Regions from separate parts of the Mus musculus genome. Here region 1 is linked to region 2. Evidence: chromatin loops called from intact Hi-C (ENCODE). Cell type or tissue: heart. All regions are shown on one strand.

Region 1 (5,000 bases), 130 kb after region 2:
TTGGAAGCAAGGAGTGTCTTTGGTTCTGCCCAAGGCCCAGTTGTCTTGTTCCCAGCCAGCTGTCTGTGTGTACAGTGTTTCCGAGCTTCTGTCCTAGGTCTTCTGTGATGATGTGTTCTAGGCCTTGCTGCTCTGTCCATCTGATACGATCTTCTTAAATGCTCACATTGTAGTCTCTCCAACCCTCCCTTTTAATTTCCCCTTTTCTTTTCTTTCCCTTCCTTCTCTCTTTTGCTTTTTTTTCAAGACAGGGTTTCTCTGTATAGCCCTGGCTGTCCTGGAACTCACTCTGTAGACCAGGCTGGCCTCGAACTCAGAAATCCACTTGCCTCTGCCTCCCGAGTGCTGGGAATAAAGGTGTGTGCCACCAAGCCCGGCTCCCTCTCTTTCTCTCCCCTTCTCTTTTCATTGAACATACCAGGGCGCATGCTCTACCACCAAGCCACACCTTCAGCCTAGCCTGACCTTCTTAGCTTTGTCGTTATCCTGAGCCTGTATTCCCTTCCTGACGGGCCTGTCTACATGAGATGCTTTGGTTTCATGCCTTGCCCACTGTAGTCTCTGGAAGCCTGCAGCTTTCTCAGAGCCCTTCTCTGCCTGACATTCTTCTCAGGGCACTGCTGGGTCACTGACTAGCTTGTTCATTTGACAGTTAATTCATTAAGCAAGTGCCATACTGTTTTGCTCCTTGTGGCGAGGTGGGATAGTCAGGAAGCTCTGCTGCCTGGGCTCAGGGCCTGCCTTCCTGGTCTATGCCTGCAGAGTATGAGACCTGGCCTGTATGACTTTAAAAAGAAAAAGGAAGGCAAAAACTCACCTACAGCTTAGTAGAGGAACACACAAGGGATTTCTTACTTTCTTTTAATTAAATTCTGTATATTACCTCTTTAACTTGTATGATTATAATATTAAAATGAAGGCAAAAATTGCAAGTATAAATTCATCAGCTGAATTATAAGACTTTTTTTTACTATTTTTTTATTACGTATTTTCCTCAATTACATTTTCAATGCGATCCCAAAAGTCCCTCATACCCTCCCCCCGAATTATAAGACTTTTAAGATTATTCATGAAACTGACTTCATATTGGATCGGCCCGCCTCACATTTGCTTTCTGCTTTTTTCTTCAGTCTGCATGAAGAAATCAGTGATTTTTATGAGTACATGTCTCCCAGACCCGAGGAAGAGAAGATGCGGATGGAGGTAGTGAGCAGGATCGAGAGTGTGATTAAAGAGCTCTGGCCCAGTGCTGATGTGAGTACTTGTCCTGGACCTGGGCTTGAGGCAGAGCCTGCCCCAGACTGTCTCTCATAGAGACTCACTCACACTGTAAGTGCTTTGGTAGAGGTAGTCTACTTTATTTTGCAGCAGGGTCTTACGATGTCATACCCATGGCTAGCCCTGAACTCAAGCCTCCTTAAGCTTCCCAGACATGTGCCACACCCAGCTTTGGTCAAATCACATCTTAAAGGCAAACAGGGACCTGCAGCCTGTAGACTTTGGGGTTTGTTGATGACTTTCTTCCACTCAGATGCTTTACTCTAAACCTCTTCCTCTCAGTTCTGAGTAGCACCCAATAAAGTGGACAGAACTTAGGCTTATTAATGCAAGGAAAAGAGAGGTCCAGCCTCAGTACAGTAGTTAGTTGCTGGAAGGGATTTATCAAGGCTTCATCTTTGTTTTTACTCTAGCCCGTCAGTGTAAACATTGCAGTTGGCTTGTAGCTGACGGCATTTCTTTTGCTACTTGAAGTTGACTGTCTTGGGCAAATGCAGGCGAGTGTATGCCTCTCATTGCAAACCACTCTTTGTTCCCCGGGCCAACTTCTTTTGATTACTCAGTCAGTGAGCAGATTTGTTGCCTTAGTCTCCACTTTGTGTGTATCTCTTTTTTTTTTTTTTTTTTTTTTTAAGATTATTTATTTATTTATTTTATGTATGTGAGTACACAGTAGCCGTCTTCAGATACACCAGAAGAGGGCATCAGATCTCATTACAGATGGTTGTGAGCCACCATGTGGTTGCTGGGAATTGAACTCAGCACCTCTGGAAGAGCAGTCAGTGCTCTTAACCGCTGAGCCATCCCTCCAGCCCCGTGTGTATCTCTTATTATTGGCATTAATACTTAATTTTTTAGGGATTCTTTCAGGTCTGCTGTAGAATCCTCCCTGAGCAAAGAGTAACTGACTTTGTTGCATAGATTCCTTAGACCTTCCTGAAGTGATGTAAGGGAAGCCAGGGCCAGGTTTGTCCATTTGGCAAAAGAAAGAAGTTCAAATATAGGTAAAGAATAGAAGGGAAGGCACAGGTGCCCTTCACTGCACTGGGGCACAGCAGAGATGGCTCCGCCTGGCATGCCTCTGTAAGCACTGCTGACATCTAGTGGCTAGAAAGGGAAGCTGCTGGCAGTGCCATGACCTGCACAGACCCTATAGCAAGGGAGAACCTGCCCCAGGTTAAGATGCCTCCATCTTTCCGAAACCTTTCTGAGGTAGGCAATTGTATTCATACAAATAGAAGTGCAGAGATACGGCTAGGTTCCCGGAACTTTTTTTTTTTTTTTTTTTTTTTTTTTACCAGAATGGTTTAGCATTTTCCTGACTTGGCTTACAGACACATGTATAATTGCCTGGGTGCCTCTGTCCTCAGTGGACCAAGATTCTCAGTTGATAGCACATCAGGATCTTGTATAGACTGCTCCTGGTACTCTCTCGCACTGACCTACACATCAGCACATGGTCAGCAGCTAAATATTCTGAATTCATGAGAGAACTCCTGCAGAGAGGACAGAATTAAGGATTTGTGACATTCCTTATCTTGTAAAAGAATACTAACTAGCCTTTGAAACATAACTTGTGAAACTTCTGTATAATGTGTACACATGTATATTATTATATGTATATGTAGGCATGTGTGTAGAAGTCAGAGGACAGTTTTTTTTTCCCATTTTTTATTAGGTATTTAGCTCATTTACATTTCCAATGCTATACCAAAAGTCCCCCATAGCCACCCACCCCCACTCCCCTACCCACCCACTCCCCTTTTTTTGGCCCTGGCGTTCCCCTGTACTGGGGCATATAAAGTTTGCGTGTCTAATGGGCCTCTCTTTCCAGTGATGGCCGCCTAGGCCATCTTTTGATACATATGCAGCTAGAGTCAAGAGCTCCGGGGTACTGGTTAGTTCATAATGTTGTTCCACCTATAGGGTGAGGACAGTTTTTATAGTCAGGTTTTGTCTACCTCTATATGTGGTCTGGGCATCAGGCTTGCATAGCGAGCATCTTCAACTGCTGAGCCATCTCAATGGCCTCAACGTCTCTGATTTAGATTATAAGCCATGCTCTGAGTGAATGCCCGTGAGGCATGGTGTCCCTACTTTAGGAAAGCCTTGTATTTGGACCTGTCCATTCTAAAACACCAGTAGAGGACAAAAGGGACGTGCATTTCTCTGTAGGCACCTTAATGTGATTTTTCTTCCCTTGTTCTAGGTCCAGATATTTGGAAGTTTTAAAACTGGCCTGTATTTACCTACCAGGTTAGTATGTTGATGAAGTTTTGAAGGATTATTATTTTGAAGGGATTATTGTCCACTGGGGCTATTGAATATGTCTGAGTAGAAATGGGGCTTGTTTGTTTATTGTTTTTGAGATAGGGTCTCTGTGTAGTCTGGGCTGTCCTAAAGCTTGGTGAGAACAGTTGTCATAGGTGAGATATGGAAAAGGCACATAAATAATGAGATTGGAAGTAAATGCGTGTATTTACACACTGAGAGCCAGCATGATGCTCTGGCTTTATGCAGCTTAATAGTCAGGTCACATCTCATTGAGGCAGCACACGTGAAGTTTAATACCAGAAGGCTCTAGGAAAAACCAAACAAACCAAAAAACCATTCACTAATAGAATTTAATATGTTTGAGGTTTTGTTTCTGTCAGCATTATCTCATGTCCTGGGGCCTGAGATCTGTGAAATACCTGAGGGTATGAGGTTGCTAAAATTGACACTCCCTGCTTCTCCTCTCCTCTCCTCTCCTCTCCCCTCCTCTCCCCTCCCCTCCCCTCCCCTCCCCTCACCTCCCCTCCCCTCCCCTCCCCTCTCCTCTGCTTCCCTTCCAAAACTTACCATCAGCACACTGATGCTCTGAAGCAGAGAGGGAAAGGGATTCTTGTTACCCTAACTTAAAGTTGGTAAGCATAATTGTCAGCTACAATAGAGACCTGATTGATGCTTCTTGAAACCTCACACGTGTCCCTACAGTGACATCGATCTTGTGGTGTTTGGGAAGTGGGAGAACCTGCCTCTCTGGACCCTGGAAGAAGCCCTTCGGAAACACAAAGTCGCTGACGAGGATTCCGTGAAAGTTCTAGACAAAGCAACGGTAAGTTCTTAGCATTGTGTCTTTGTGAGCCTTATTACCTGCAGGAGAAACTTGGACTCTAATCTCGAATAGCACAGTTGGAATGTGACTCAGTGAATCATTTTTTGAATGTCACAGTGACTATGCATAAAGACTGTCATTGGAGAATCAAAGTAACTTGTCCAGGCTATACATTTCTTTAAGAATAATACCCAATTTTTCATGCGTAATGAAATATAAAAATAGATTACTAGCTGGGCATTGGTGGCGCAGGCCTGTAATCCCAGCACTTGGGAGGCAGAGGCAGGTGATCTTAGTTTGAGGCCAGCCTGGTCTACAGTGTGAGTTTGTTTCTGTTAAATAGCCCCTAGTTATAACAAAAGATATTGTTCTCTTATTTTGCACTTGAGATCTTGTCAAGGCCTTTTTTTTTTTTTTAATTAAAAAGGATATGTTTTTATTTTGTGTGTGTGTTTTGGGGCTACAGCAGAGGGCTTTGGATCCTCTAGAGCTGAGCTGCAAGCAGATTGAGCCACAATGTGGGTGCTAGGAATTGAACTTAAACTCACTAAGTGATGACTCTTAGCCATTGAGCCATCTCTATAGCCTCTGAAGTCATGCTTTCTATAGAGAAGTCCTGTCGCAA
Region 2 (5,000 bases):
AGGACAGAAGACGGCATTAGACGCCTGGATTTGGAGTTACAGACACTTATTAGCCGCCATGTGAGTGCTGGGAATTGAACCTGGGTCCTTTGCAAGAACAGCCAGTGAGGGGTGGGGAGGAGGTATGGGATGTGCAAAAGTCGGATAGCAGGGGGTTGGGGGACAGATCTGGACCAGTCTGATCTATAGAGCAAGATTCTAGACAGCCAAGGCTACACAGAGAAACCCTGTCTTGAAGAAAAAACAAAAACCAAAAAGACAGAGTTCACTGTGTAGTCTTGCTAGCCTGGAGCTCCCTGGGTAAATCTGCCTGCCTCTGCCTCCTGAGTGCTGGGACTTAACGTTTGTACCACCACACTCAGCTGCCTCTGTTCTTAAAAGAAATGGCGCCGGGTGGTGGTGGCGCACGCCTTTAATTACTTTAAGCACTTGGGAGGCAGAGGCAGGTGGATTTCTGAGTTCCAGGACAGCCAGGGCTACACAGAGAAACCCTGTCTCAAAAAAAAAAAAAAAAAAAAAAAAAAAAGTAATGGCTATGGGCAAGGGTGTAGTGTAGCATTCCTTTAATCCCAGCAAAGGCAAGAAAATCTCTGTGAACTCAAAACCTACCTGGTCAACATAGAGAGTTACAAAACAGCCAGGAATATGTCTGACCCTGGCTCAAAACATCAAGATGTCATCATCTAATAAGTATATTTTATAACTCATAGGTTTTGATCCATAACATTAAAAATTCATCTCGAAGCTGGGCATGATGGTACCATGCTTTTAATCCCAGCACTGCAGGTAGGTCTCTGAGTTCTAGGCTAGCTTACTCTACAAAGTGAGTTCCAGGACAGTCAAGGTTGCTATACAGAGAAACCTTGTTTGGAAAAAAACATAACACACACACACACACACACACACACACACATCTTTAAGTCAGGCTTGGCAACTCACACCTGAATACTTGAAAGGCTTAAGCAGGAGGACTGCAAGTTTGAAGCCAGAATGGACCTTTGTAGCAAGTTCATGACCAGCTTAATCTACAGAGAAAAACTCCATCTCTAAAACAAACAAGTCATCGTAAAAGTTTAAATGAGATAATGCATGTAAAGGGTTTGGACCAGAGAAGGCTCCTTAATGGGAAAGTTTAGAAAGTGCTACTAGGGTAGAGGAGTCTATAAAACAAAGGAGTCAGGAGCTGATAAGTGAGTTAGGGCAAAGGTTGATTAGTAAAACACACAATGTATCAATTTTGGGAACATGGCGGTGTTGCTCAAAGACCTTCTCAGCCCTGATCTGTGTGGCTGGATCCTTTCCGTCTTCTTGGGCCTCTCAGCTCAAACTTCCTTGCAACACTTCTGGACCTCCTTCCTCCTGTCTTTAATATTGGTTGCTTTTTCCATAGAGCTACTGTTATCTGAAATCAGTTGCCTACTTTTATGTTTATTGCTCCCTGAAACCTTTCACTGTGAGGAATGCAATCTTATCTACCGTGGTCATAAATATAATGTAATATGGGACAAATACAATGCGTAGCATGTCATGCAATAAATACCTCTTGAATGAATCAATGACCACCAGGAAATAAACAGAAATAACAGGTCATTTTAATCAAATGTTAATTTTGCTAACCCTGTACATATTTTTGTTATACTTACAAAGACATACTTTGTGCATTCTTTTTTTGTTTTGTTTTGTTTTTTGTTGTTGTTTTTTGGTTTTTGTTTTTGTTTTTTTGGTTTTTTTTTTTTTGTTTGTTTGTTTTTCGAGACAGGGTTTCTCTTAGCCCTGGCTGTCCTGGAACTCACTCTGTAGACCAGGCTAGCTTCGAACTCAGAAATCCACCTGCCTCTGCCTCCCAAGTGCTGGGATTAAAGGTATGCGCCACCACCGCCCGGCACTTTGTGCATTCTTTATGACTATATTGGACGACATGAGGAGAAAATAACCAAGAAAGAAATCCTTCCTTAAGGAATTGGATATCTAAAGAAGAGAAATCAAAATCAAGGAAATCTGCTTGGGGGCGCTTCTAGTACTTACTGCTGAACATATCTCAGTTTCTCTTTAGTTCCTTGAGGGCAGGGATAGATTGGTGGTCTCTCCTTAGCAACCAAAATACTGCCCAGAAGTTAGTGGGCGCTCAATCATTGTTTTAAGAACTAAGAAAGCAACCAAGCTTAAAAATAAAGTATGCTTGGACAGAATTCAGTTCCTCCCCGAGGCAGGAGGCGGCGCCATGGCTATATCAGCCTAGCTGCTCGCTATTCTCGGCCCTTCCAGTTGAACATCTAGCGCTGGGTTCCCGAAGGCGTTTGCTGAAATTAGCCAATAGAAAACTAGTTTAGTTGAGGGGTCTGGATGAGCTACCCAATAAACTCAACGTTTCTAGAAAATGGGCGGTGCCAAACGGAGGGGCTGAAGGGAGCGGTTAGAGGTGGGAGTTGGCGCTGTCGGCGGGGCGGGGAGGGCGGGCTGCGATGAGGACCGGGCCGTGGCGGTGACCGGAGCTGCCGCCCGACATGAACTCGCTGGAACAAGCGGAAGGTAGAGTGTGTCTTCCGCCGGGTCCCGTCCCGAGGCTGAGGAGGTCGCGAGGGCGGCGTGGCGGGGACGCGGGGCGCACGGCCGCCGAGGGGTGCCGCCTTCCCCCCCCGCAGGGGCTCGGGGGCCCCCCCGTCTCAGTGACGAGCCCTTGCGAGTTATAGAGTGCGAATTCATTTTCTGTTTGACAACCTAACGAACCGTAACCCTAATTTCTTCCTTGGCTTCTGTAATTGCCGGAATTTAGATGTACTCTTGGCCTTTCAAAGTTTTGTTTTATTTTGATTTTTTAAAAAACACCTCTGTGGGAATAACACCCTACTTCATTCAGAGGTACGCTCTGCCACAGCACAAGGCGTAGGCGCTGCTGCTGGCCGGACGTTCACCGGCGACCCATTCCTAGGAGGATAAGGGAGTATGTTTGTACAGCCCGTTATCTGTGTATGGAAGTCTAGTAAGCCCATACTACATAGCCATCAATTAATGATAAGAGCTAGGGCCGGAATCGGATAATTGCAGTCAATTAGACCTCATGGATTTTGATGTTTCAACAGGAAGTTCTTGGTTCCACAGAATTAGAATTAAGCTGGAGTTTGGTCCATTTATTTGTAAACACCCTCCACCGCACCCCCCAGTTTTAGCTTTTGACTCTTGGCTGAAGTTGCTGCTGGTCTTCCAGCATACCAGTTTTCAAGCTTCTAAAAGTAGACCAACTGGTTTCCAGAAATTGGGATGAACGAAAAATGATGTTTTTGTTGTGTACTTAAAATTGTTATTATATAAGCAAACGGTGCGTGACACAAGTAATTTGATGTGCAAGACCTGTTGGAGTTTGTCGATCTAAAATTTCATTTTATCAAATTTCATTTCGGACTAGAAAGAGCAGATAGAGAACTGAATTCTCTTTACCTAGATCTCAAGGCTTTCGAAAGAAGACTTACTGAATATATTCATTGCTTGCAACCTGCCACTGGACGTTGGAGAAGTAAGTTGCTGAATGCTTTCTAAGGGAAAATAAAGTGTGGTTGATAGCTTTATTCCTAAGTAGGAACGACTCCCTTTCTTTAAAACTTTTGACTAGTAAATCCTTGTTTTACTAAGCTATAAGATTTCTGAGTTTAGACAACTTTTTTTGTTTTTGTTTTTGTTTTTTGTTGTTGTTGTTGTTGTTGTTTTTCCAGACAGGGTTTCTCTGTATAGCCCTGGCTGTCCTGGAACTCGCTCTGTAGACCAGGCTGGCCTCGAACTCAGAAATCCACCTGCCTCTGCCTCTGCCTCCTGAGTGCTGGGATTAAAGGCGTGAGCCACCAAGCCTGGCTAGACAACTTTTAAATGTATTACTTAGTGCTGTTGACAACGTATTACACAGAAGTACTTAAGAAAATTATGAGCTGGCAAGATAGCTCTGGTGTATGCCGTTCAAGCCTATATCCCTCAGTTGCATCTTCAGAAGCCATTTAAAGGGGAAGGAGAGGGCAGACTCCACAAACTTCTCTTCTGACCTTCACATTTGTGCTGTGCTATGACATGCATGCCTATATATACCATGCAGCTACACACACACACTAAATAATTTTTTAAAGAAAAAGGAAATTATAACTGGCTACCCTAAAAGGAGAGACTATTTTATATGGTTGAATTGTTATTTTTTATGAAAATACATATTTTTTAATTTTAAGTGCATGCCTGTTGCCTGCAGAGTCCAGAAGAGGGTACCTTATATCCTGCAACAGGAGTTGCTAGTGATTATAAGCTATTGTGTGGGTGCTGGGGACTGAACCCAGGTTCTCTGCAAGAACAAGTGCTCTTAACTTTTGAGCTATCTCTCCAACCCCACCTCCAATAATATTTTTTTTTTATTTTATGTATGGGTGTTTTGCCTGCACATATGTTTGTATACTACATATGTGCAGTCCCCAAAAGATTCTCTAGGACTGGAGTTATAGAGGGTTGTAAGTTGTCATGTGGGTGCTGGGAATTGAACATGGGACTTGTAGAAGAGCAGCCGGTTGAGCCATTTCTCCAGCCTTAAGAGACATATTTTTAATTAAAAGTTGTAACTTTCAGCTGGGTGGTGGTGGCACACGCCTTTAATCCCAGCACCACCCGGCTGAAAGATTTCTGAGTTTGAGGCCAGCCTGGTCTACAGAGTGAGTTTCAGGACAACCAAGGCTATACAGAGAAGCCCTGTCTCGAAAAATAAAAATAAATAAATAAATAAATAAATAAATAAAAATAAAAAAACAAACAAACCAAAAAACCAAAACCAAAAAAAAAAAAGTTGTAACTTTCTTTTTTTATTTTTTGGTTTTTCAAGACAGGGTTTCTCAGTATAGCTCTGGCTGTCCTGGAGCTCACTTTGTAGACCAGGCTGGCCTCGAACTCAGAAATCCGCCTGCCTCTGCCTCCCAAGTGCTGGGATTAAAGGCGTGCGACACCACGCCCGGCTGTAACTTTCATTAAAAACATGATAA

The links. Peaks named below come from ENCODE experiments on the same cell type or tissue, not always from the same donor. Only the 100,000 strongest peaks of a DNase experiment are listed, where the experiment ranks them.
Region 1: a loop joins it to region 2, with 3 times the contacts of the local background. A loop is called at or near these places in 7 of 42 quality-filtered maps.

Annotation. Positions count from the first base shown.
Region 1 is chr8:88,242,111-88,247,110 of GRCm38, forward strand. Tent4b (terminal nucleotidyltransferase 4B) reads left to right here. Exons shown (of 12, transcript NM_001372333.1): 2 at 1,131-1,254; 3 at 3,488-3,534; 4 at 4,255-4,375. Among named protein-coding and RNA genes, the nearest start is that of Tent4b, 45 kb to the left of the region's middle. In heart, a CTCF peak has its summit at 2,388 (motif pointing left); a DNase peak (open chromatin) is centred at 2,381.
Region 2 is chr8:88,116,341-88,121,340 of GRCm38, forward strand. Cnep1r1 (CTD nuclear envelope phosphatase 1 regulatory subunit 1) reads left to right here and starts at 2,419. Exons shown (of 6, transcript NM_029074.3): 1 at 2,419-2,529; 2 at 3,440-3,511. The coding sequence starts at 2,505. Gm2716 (predicted gene 2716) reads right to left here and starts at 2,267. Exons shown (of 8, transcript NR_151771.1): 1 at 2,026-2,267. In heart, CTCF peaks have their summits at 2,226 and 2,427; a DNase peak (open chromatin) is centred at 2,341; H3K4me3 peaks cover 1,985 bases; H3K27ac peaks cover 1,064 bases.